Linked DNA regions of Mus musculus: all the other regions are linked to region 1. A link is a loop called in an ENCODE intact Hi-C map of the cell type or tissue named here. Cell type or tissue: heart. All regions are shown on one strand.

Evidence for each region. Peaks named below come from ENCODE experiments on the same cell type or tissue, not always from the same donor. Only the 100,000 strongest peaks of a DNase experiment are listed, where the experiment ranks them.
Region 2: it touches region 1 in a loop (2.3-fold over the local background); 4 of 42 quality-filtered maps call a loop at or near these places.
Region 3: it touches region 1 in a loop (4-fold over the local background); 9 of 42 quality-filtered maps call a loop at or near these places.
Region 4: it touches region 1 in a loop (2.5-fold over the local background); 4 of 42 quality-filtered maps call a loop at or near these places.

The regions. Positions count from the first base shown.
Region 1 is chr12:50,647,431-50,649,930 of GRCm38, forward strand. Prkd1 (protein kinase D1) reads right to left here and starts at 1,819. Exons shown (of 19, transcript NM_008858.4): 1 at 1,286-1,819. The coding sequence starts at 1,543. In heart, a CTCF peak has its summit at 1,339; DNase peaks (open chromatin) are centred at 1,191, 1,271 and 1,881; H3K4me3 peaks cover 2,478 bases; H3K27ac peaks cover 2,236 bases.
Region 2 is chr12:50,506,148-50,508,647 of GRCm38, forward strand. The region is part of intron 1 of Prkd1 (protein kinase D1); the gene reads right to left. Among named protein-coding and RNA genes, the nearest start is that of Prkd1, 140 kb to the right of the region's middle. In heart, no CTCF peak of the experiment used is centred here; no DNase peak of the experiment used is centred here.
Region 3 is chr12:50,547,820-50,550,319 of GRCm38, forward strand. The region is part of intron 1 of Prkd1 (protein kinase D1); the gene reads right to left. Among named protein-coding and RNA genes, the nearest start is that of Prkd1, 100 kb to the right of the region's middle. In heart, no CTCF peak of the experiment used is centred here; no DNase peak of the experiment used is centred here.
Region 4 is chr12:50,510,730-50,513,229 of GRCm38, forward strand. All of the region lies in intron 1 of Prkd1 (protein kinase D1), which reads right to left. Among named protein-coding and RNA genes, the nearest start is that of Prkd1, 140 kb to the right of the region's middle. In heart, no CTCF peak of the experiment used is centred here; a DNase peak (open chromatin) is centred at 982.

The DNA of each region.
Region 1 (2,500 bases):
CAGTGAGGCAGTCAGAGCCTAGAATACTTGCATAATTCACCATCCTGGGGGAGGGGGCGGCTGGATTCAGTACTTCAAGGGAACTACAAAGAGTTCAATTATATAACGAAAAAATATCACTCCCTTTAATTAACAAAACTTCAAGGCACTCACTGTTACTTGAGTCTGACCTCTAGAATTTTCACTTCCTGCATTAGTGGGTGCTTCCCCAGAGCAACTCCCTAGACCTCTGTACTCAGCACCACTATTTACACCGCTCAAAAAGCGTAAGACACGTTGTTCCAAACAGTTTAAGAAAATCCGCTCTTGACTGTTCATTAAAGGGTGAGAACTAGCCAGTCAGCCCTCCAGAGTTGAAAGTCAGCACCTTTAGCTAACTCCTCTATCTCTCTCTCCTCCCCCAGAACCCTGGCAGTCCATACTGTGAAGGAGTGGCACCAAGGGCCCTTCCCCCTTACATGAAGCATCCTTCTGGATGGCTGTGGAGATAACCTAACTTCAAAAGTGCACTGGAAACAATGATGGGTGGCCTAGCCCAGCTTTATGGGCCTCTCCCCAGCCAGTCTTTGATGACCACTATCCAAAGTCCCATAGCCTCAAACTTAAGAGCAAAGCCAGCACTGGATGTTCTTGGAACCACAGACCTTCTCACTACTCCAGTCTCCCAAGATCAGTGCATGGAAATTTAAGCCAAAAAACGCTGTAAATTTCAGGTTTTATTGTTGGAAAATGTTTCTAAGCTCGCACAGTGGTAGTACTAAATCCAGGGCGGACTTGGGTAGTGGTACCAACTCCTCGGTTGTTTTCACAGCTGGCTTAATCAATCACCCTTTCTTAAAAGCACTATTGGCAGGTGAGAAATTCCTGGCGTCCAGGTCACACCCGGAACTCCTCAGCATCAATTAGAGCTGAAAGAGGATGTAGTGGAAGGGAGTGGGGCTGAAAAAGCTCTGGGCTGTCCCAAGGGATCTCTGGCGCTGGAAAGCGGATCTGGTACCAGGTAGGCTCTGGTCCAGGGAAAAAGAGTCAGGACAGCCAGGAAACCTCAAGAATACGCCGGAGCGCGAGGAGAAAAGTGCAAGATTCCTTGAACTGTCATCGCAAGAAGGGAGGTAAAGGAGGTGAGAAGGCAGGCGTGCCAGAGAAGGAGCAGGAGGTCAGCCCCCAGGAAGACTGCGCGGCAGGCAGAGCAGTGCCTGGGGCTAGGGCATGCAGTCCGGCCACAGCCAGGCTGTACGGCGCAGGCGAGGTCGGCTGCAAAGTTGGTGGACCCGGGGCACCTTACCTTCTGGTCCACGATGGAACAAGCCATCTCCCGGACATGCGCCAGGCTGTAGTCGCCAGAGGAGTCCTGCAGGAGCAGCACCGGCTCGCGGCTCAGGCCGATCTGCAGATGGAACGAGATGCCCCCCGCCGGGGCGGCCCCAGGCGCCGGGAAGGGCGCGGGCCCGGAGCCTGGGACCAGCGCAGCGGCGGCAGCAGCCACGGCGGCCGCGGCGGGCAGGAGCGGGCTAGGCGGTCGCAGCAGCGGAGGGACGCTCATCGCGCCAGTGAGCCCCAAAGTTTGGCGGACGTGGGGCGCGGCGCCGCTGCCTGCGGCGGCGGAGAAGAACCACCAAACTTTCCGGGAAAGTCCGCGCGCGGGGACAGGGCGCGCGACCGGAGCTGGTGAGGGCGGGAGCCGCGAAGATGGCCGAGCGGAGCCGGGGCCGGCGGGCGGGCAGGCGAGCAGGCGGGCGCGCGGCAGCGCGGGGGAGGCGCCCAGCTACTGCGGCCGCGGCGCGCTCCGCTCCGGGGACCACGGCGGGTCCGCGCGACCGGCGCCGGCGGGGCGGGGCGGGGCGAGGGCGGCGCCGCGGAGCCGACGAGGGGAACCGGAGCCCGACGGGGAGCCGCCCCCTGCGCGCAGCAGCCGCCCCAGCCCACTCGGCGGACTCTAAAGCCGCGGACCCGCCCATTCAGGGCAGTCCTGACCACCCCCTTCCAAGCGCCCGCACAGGAGTGGACCGGGAAACGCCAGCCTGGTAGAGCCCACCTAACGGGGGACTCCCTCTGGGAGCCCTCGAGTTTGTTAAAGGGCCAGTCAGCTGACCTCTTTAAAACCGTGTCTCTCTTGTAATAGCGGAGTCTGTATCCTTTCCATCAACCCCACCTGCTCCACCCACCGCCTTCTTAAGGGTCTAAATAGGGTTCTTGCTTTCTACTTTGTTTTGTGTTTGGAACTTCTGTGTTTCAGCCTCTTCAAAACTGTCAACCTTAACCTGGCTTTCTAGGAGCAATTCCAGCCCCACACCCACAGCACTAATTTTGATCTGATTATACTGGTGGCTGGGCAAAAAGAGGTGCTTCAGAGACAGTAGAGCCTGACTATATTTCTGTCCTTTCTATCGGGATGGGTTCTTTGCATCTGTAGATGTACAGGGACCCTATTTGGTTTAACAGGCTGCAATGATTGTTATCAGAGGCCTTCTGATAATTCTTAGTAAATTCTGAACAGGCT
Region 2 (2,500 bases), 140 kb before region 1:
ATATGTGCCCAGTTTCCAGTTCTTCCAATCAGAAGCCTCAATTATGAAGCAATCAAAATCTTACATTAAGACAACCATAACCTTTTTGCTGAGTAACTGCAGAAGGCTTACTCTTGTCCTGAGGGTGTTTGTAATTTACTGAGAATTATCCCAACAGGAAAAGTTTTACAAGTCATTGCCAACTAGACATGACTGGAGCAAGGTTTTCTGAAGTAGTAGCTCTACCTCAGTAGCAGCCATAACTTTAAAAGTCACTGTAGTGGAGTTTCCTCAGAACAATGGAGGCAAGTTCAAATGTTCCAGACTTCTACTGCCAGCAACCAAGCTGATTGGCTAAGTGCTTGTTCCTTTAGACAGGCAAGAGCACAGGGCTGAAGAACCTGCCTACACAGCTTTGTTGCGTCAAAAGACTGAAACCAACACTAAACCATGCTTACAATAAGTATGTGGAGAATGAATATTCGTAACCTTAGTCAACAATTCTTAACTTCTGACCATGTGCTCTCAGGGGACTGTGTTCCCCAATGTGTCTTAAAACCAGAAATTATGATGAAAGCCTGCTTACCTTGATCACCATAACACAAATAACATACATTCCTGCTCTAAAGAGAGGTAGAATAAATACATCCTGTTTACCACAAGTGCTCACAGCTATTCCTCCAGTAAATAATGAGCAAATGTTTAAACATGCTGTCTGTTGCTAGAGATACTGTGATAAACAAAACCAGACACTATTCCTGACACTCATGAGACTTCATGTAGAAGACACTGTATATAAAGTATAATTAGGGAGTCAGACTGCCCTAATAAGAACCCAAAATAAATGTCTAACAACAGAGTGAGGAGATGACCCTTTTAGAGAAATTATCATATAAAGATAGACTAGGAAAAAAAATGAGTATAACCTAAACAAGGAGTTAGAAAAAACATCTCCCAGGTGAGACATTTCAGCTAATATTCAACGAAAAAAATAGTAACTTCAGTTGAAAAGCATTAGCAATATAAATATTAAGCAAAACAACCATTAGTTCAAAAGTTATATTTTTATTATTTCTCTAAATAATGATATTATATCCTTCAATCAATTGTACAAAAAAAAATTACTGGCTTCCATATAATGCAAGCCATTCTGCAATTCGTAGCAGTCCAGTTTGAACTCTGAGCACAAGGCCACATCTCTCTGGAGCTCTGAACACGCATGAGCTACTGATTCACATAAGAATCCCTTCAACCCAGGCCTTGGTCCAGGATCAACTGTTAAACAGCATATCCCATAGCATCAGCTGCACGTTAATAACAGTTTGAAGAAAGTTTGGGAAATGTGACACACACTACCAAGGTCCAGAAAATTCACCAAATATATAATGATATCCATACGAGAGATACAAGTCCTCATCATCTTTCCCTATTTTAGTCATTCAGTTGTATCTACATATCTAGTGTTTGTGAGTCCTGTATATGTACTGACTCATACATTTCATTCTTTTTTTAATTAGATATTCTCTTCATTTACATTTCAAATGCTATCCCCTTTCCTAGATTCCTCTCTGAAAGTCCCCTATACCATCCCCTCACCCTGCTCCCCAACCCACCCACTCCTGCTTCCTGGCCCTGGCATTCACCTGTACTGAGTTATATAATCTTAGCAAAACCAAGGGTCTCTCCTCCCATTGATGGTCGACTAGGCCATACTCTGCTATATATGCAACTAGAGATGGAAGGAAGGACCATCCAGAGACTGCCCCACCTTGAGAATCCATCCCATAAACCACCACAAAACCCAGGCACTATTGCATATACCAACAAGATTGTGCTGATAGGACCCTGATACAGCTATCTCTTGTGAGGCTATGCCTGTGCCTGGCAAATACAGAAGTAGATGCTCACAGTCATCTATTGGATGAAACACAGGTCCCCCAATGAAGGAGCTAGACAAAGTACCCAAGGTACTGAAGGGGTCTGCAACCCTATAGGAGGAAAAACAATATAAACTAACCATGTATTTCATTCTTAGATTGACTTATTTTGTTGATTGCATCTCAGGACCACTGAAGGGATAAAATGAACAAACATGTATTTCTAAGAAGGCACAACCAACAGGAAATACTTCCTGAGTGTTTGTTGTTACTGAAGGAAACAACGATCATGAGACAATTCACTAGAGCAGCTGAATAAAATACTCAGCCTCTTCCTGCACTATACAAACTCAGAGACTAATCTTTGCCTTGGTTTCTAGAACTGTAGTACAATTCACATGATTTCAAATTGACCAAAGCGAGGAAACATGCTAAGTCTTTTCCTTATTACCAATTTTTGTAGATCTTCTGTTTCAATATATATGTATATATCACTTTTCCTCAAAACTAACCTGCATTTGGTTAAGAATAACAGCTAATCTTTTAAAGCTCAGTCCTATACTTACTAATATTATGACCCATTTGCATTAATTTCACGACTTCATATACTCTGCTAAACCAAGCCAAGGCTATGGATCTCATAT
Region 3 (2,500 bases), 100 kb before region 1:
TGTTAAAACCTGAATATTTAAATTATCTGTTCTATGTTTGTTTGTATGTATGTATGTACATAGGTATGTACGGGTATGCAAGTATATGGCCTAATGTGGGGACACTTACAACACACAGAAGAACATTACCCCATCTATCTATACCTATATCTCCATCTCCATATCCATATCTATATCTATATCTATCTATACAGTCACAAAACAACACGTCCAAGGGACTGCAAAGAGGAATGTTTTGACGTATATTTCTCTTTAAAACTTCTCCTTTTTAAATTTATTTTAACATGGGTCTATAACTGAAATAAAATGATACCACTTTCTCCCTCGCCTCCAGCTCTCCCGTTCCCCTTCTGCTGACAATATCTTTTTCATTTATTGTTTTGATTACATACAATTATTGTACACTTAGGACACAAGAAATGATCTGAAATGGACTGACTTGCATTTATGGTTTGATATATATATCCTACTTCTCCACAGAGGTCTTACACATCTTTTAATCTTATTCCCAAATGGCCTAAAATATTATTTCTTTTGTAGGTAGCATTATTTTCTATTTTTTTTGTGCAAATGTACTGCTTTAGATATATAGGATTTTTTCAACATACATACACACACACACATATATATACATACATATATATATGTATATATAATATATATTTGATCCTATTTTCATGATTATAATAAAATAAAAAATACAAATAATACTCTGGGACCAGGCATGATTACCCATAACTTAACCTTGTAGCAGTCAGGAGGCTGGGCCAGGAAGGCCATGTCTGTAAGACAGTCTGGAACTGTAGGACCCATAAAGGTAGCTTTGGCCAAAAGCAAAAAAACAAAAACCAAACAAAGCAAAACTATGCCTGCCTTCCCCTCTCAGAGACCCTCAGCAGGCTGCCCACATTCCAGCTGATGGCCTTTCTCCCGTGGGCATGCATGCTGGAATTTAAAACAAGACCACATCAAGTTGGCAAGGAGACATGGTGGTAAGATAGGGAAGAAATGAGGGGAGTGGACAGGGGGTGGATTTGATCAAAACACATTACATGCATATATGAAAGTCTCAGACAACTTAAAAAGACTCTAGAAACTTCAGAGTAATCTATGTAAAAACGCTCCTTTACTCGGGAGTCAACTCTACATAGAAAACCCTAAGTCATTTTTAAAATGTGAAGTCCCTATTAACTGGAAGACTGGCCATGTAACCACTTAAAACTGAAAATATGTATTTGATGCTGGCACAGTTACTTATGTTTTCCCTAGGCAAACGTTGAAACATTTGCCAAAGGCCAAACAACCATAGTGTAATAAGAATATGAATTCTCCAGGTTGAGTTTCTAGACTATCTGGGACAGGTGAGAATTCTGTGCTGCTTTTTATGCTGGGTTGTAAGAGCAAAGGACCAAGGGATCCTTCCCACCAAAGGGTAGTGTGCAGCTATGTCTGTGGGGCCCTCCAGGCTGGCTACACGGAGGACACTTAGCCCTGCCAGGCAGGGTCTACTATGATGATGGAAGAAATCAGTTTTCTACTACACAACTCAGCACACTGTAAATACTCCACAGAGACTACCAATTAATATCAACAATACAGCATGCTCTAACAGAGAGCTCTCAAGGGCTGAGCTCCCAAGTCTCAGAGAAAATGATACACCTCCTTCCTGCATCTACTACTCCTTGCCCCATCAGAGGATGCTCCCTCACTCATAGCCAACTTCAGCCTTCAGCCCCCTTTGCAGACACCTGAAGAACTGTGCAAACAAACAAACAACAAAAAAAAAAAGAAGTTTAGGATCTAAATTAATTTTTACCACTGCTAACTCTGTACCTCTGATAAACACATTGGGCTGTTCATTAGCAAAAATGGAATTTGAATTTCAAAGATGAATGAATATTCATTCCCTCTAAGTAATTACATACTAAGGTGTTCACATGTATTTGTTGAATGAAAGACTGAATTAATGAATGGATATGTGCAGACATCTCCCTAATCTGGCTTCTCCTTTCTCTTTACTTGCTAAATGTCATGCAGCTTTGTTTTAGAGTTAAAATATCACCCTGGAAGTGCAGGGAGCATAAATAGAACAGCACTCTGCCCATGACCTCACTTGGCAGTATCCTGCTGTCCCAATACATAATTAATCACTGCCAGCAGTAGTCAGGTGTAGGCATGCCAATGATTCTATGTCACAGTTTGCCAGGTGGGGCAAATTATTGCATCTTCATCTCGCCAAGCTTTGAGCCTGCAAGTCTGACAAAAAGCACTTATGAGCCTCCTGAGGTAGGAGAATGATGTTGGCTGACTATCAATGTCTCCTTTCTTGCAGTGCCCTAGTTCTTAAGGATGCCTCGCTGCTGGATATACCAGTGAACAAAGGAAAGGGACTTGTCCCTGACCCTTCTTGGGCTCTACAAGTTCTCAATATCTTCCCTCTTAAGTCCACATGTGCCCCAACCACAGTGAGTACGCCTGACTTCAATGTATGGTCTCAAAG
Region 4 (2,500 bases), 140 kb before region 1:
ACTCATAAAGACAAAGCAATAAAGGGATAGCATCATGGGAGATGTTTATGAACGTCACTTTGAAAAGTCTTTCATTTACCTTTACAAGGTAATATAAGGCTATCTTAAAAGCAATCTAGTTTACCTCAGAAGTATCTGAGAGCTCTAGTCTATCTCAGTAGCTCAACACCTTGAAGGGGTTAAAAAGGAATAGTGTATTCTGGAAGAACCAAGATGTTTAAGATAGGTTAAATGTGCAGATGTCATACTCATTATCTACAGTGAGTCTTTGCCCAAATCCATATGCTTTTGTTTTCACTGTGAAGGCAATGGTGCATAAAAAGTTAAAAAGGAAAGATTTCAATAAGATGCTTTAATAAGCATGTGAATCTTAATGTAAATGAAAAAGACCAAAATGAAAGTTGGGGGTGAATAGAGAATCAAGTGAAAATCAAGGCCTTACTCTAAATTTGCAGAAAATAAAAAGCTTGTTGAGATATAAACATGCTAAGAATAAGAATGTTCTACCTTCAAAACACCAAATACAAAAGTTCAAATCTATACTGCCAACAAACTATGGATGGTGGATTGCCCTCCCAGCTCCACTGTTCTTAGGAAATACAACTCTGCCTGTAATCCAACATACACACTGTGACCAACCACCCTCTACTCTCAAGCTCCTCTCAAAAGGCTGAAGATGGACCATTCTCCAAATTGATAGCATTTCAGCGGAACTAGGTGTGCTAATCTTTGCTTCTTTCCCCCAACACACTTGCTTCTCTTCATCTCGGCCCATTCTGTTTTCTCTCTGTCTGCAAACACTTAGGGAAACAACATCTTGCAATTGGACAGAACTTCTCTTCATATACCAAGGCCACAATCAAAACATGTCAGTGACCTGCATTTACTTGGACAGTCTGTTCCCCTTTGACTCTTAAAATAAAAGCAATCTTTATTTTTAGAAATCAGGATTTCCTTTCACTGCAAAGGTTACGGCCCAGACACATTTGAACACTTGAGTGTCTGTGATGACTTTGGCAGACTGCTCACTTCTAAGCTGTGGCTTTCCATGAAGAACCTCCAGATCTCTGAGGGTCCCAATTCTTATTTTCCAAGTGTGTGATTGCTCTTCTCCCTTAACTAGGATCATGACCTTATCACCTCAGGAGAACTTCAGTTAAGCAAGGAATAATATGCCTTCTCAGAGGCTCCATGGATAACAGAAGACCTTAGGGGCTTACTTACAGAACCTCTCTGCTTATCTCCACTCTCTCTGCAGTGACCCTTCTCCAGAGTCTCAGATGGTCATGTCCAGCTGGCCCCGAAGCTGTGGTGCTCCCTACTCCACTAGCAAGTACGCTGTGGCCACCTGACTCCCATCTCAGCCAAAATACCATTACATATTTATCTCACTGCAGAGATGTGTATAGATTCTACTAGCTGGAATGCAAACTCATTTAAGAAGCAGCTGTGTGCATATGGTTTATCCTACAATCAGGTCAGTGCAAGAGAAAGAACAGACGATTGACAAAGTGTCATTACATGTCTAAAACAGAGCTGCCATATTGTCACCATCCCTTTTCAGCTTTGCTCATTGATCACTCAGCACATCTTCACTTAGTTTAAAATCTATCCAGAACAAGATAGTCTGATACTAATTTCACACATAATTAACTCTTCTAGATATCCAATGACCCACTTTATGATGTGGAGAGTGTTGAATAATACCAACACATCTCATCAATTTATGACTTTTTTTGTGAAATCTTGTTTAGGGGTCTATGGTTTAGGTTCACCATTTCTCTAAGATATTTCCTGTTTTAATTCCATAACATCCAATTGCCAATAGATGGCATATAATTCTTCAAGTTTTTATGTTTTAAAATTATAGTAGATTGTACTCACATGCACTGTGTTCTCTCACGGCATATTATTACTAGCAATGGGTTCCTCAAAGAGAGCATCAAAATGTTTTCTTATCCATAATGAAATTAACAACTATAATTTCAAAGATAGACCTATATTATACTGTACTATATAGTATTTGTACTGTTGGGTATTTCAAAATATGTATGTAGAACTACAAAGATAACTCAGTGGATAAAGTACACACTACACAAGCCAGAAGACCAAAGTTGGATCCCTAGCACCCACAGAAAAGCTAGCCACAGATGCACACATCTATAACCTGTGTGCTACATGGCAAGAAACAGAAGATCCTGGTGGCCAATCAGCAAGCCAATCCAGCAAAAATGGTAGCTACAGATTCAGTGAGAGGTCCAGTCTCAAAAACTAACAAGGCAGAAAAAGACAGAGGAAAACAGTTGATGGTGGTCTCTAGTTTTGACACAATCAAACAAAGAGGAGCATGCTTACACACACATATAGCATACATGCACGCACACGCACACACACACACATACATGCAAAATGTATAAAATATATTTATATCACCATAACTAGAATGGTTATTCTCAATTATCAAAGTGATGTGAACTAAAATCATCTAAAAAATGGGCCT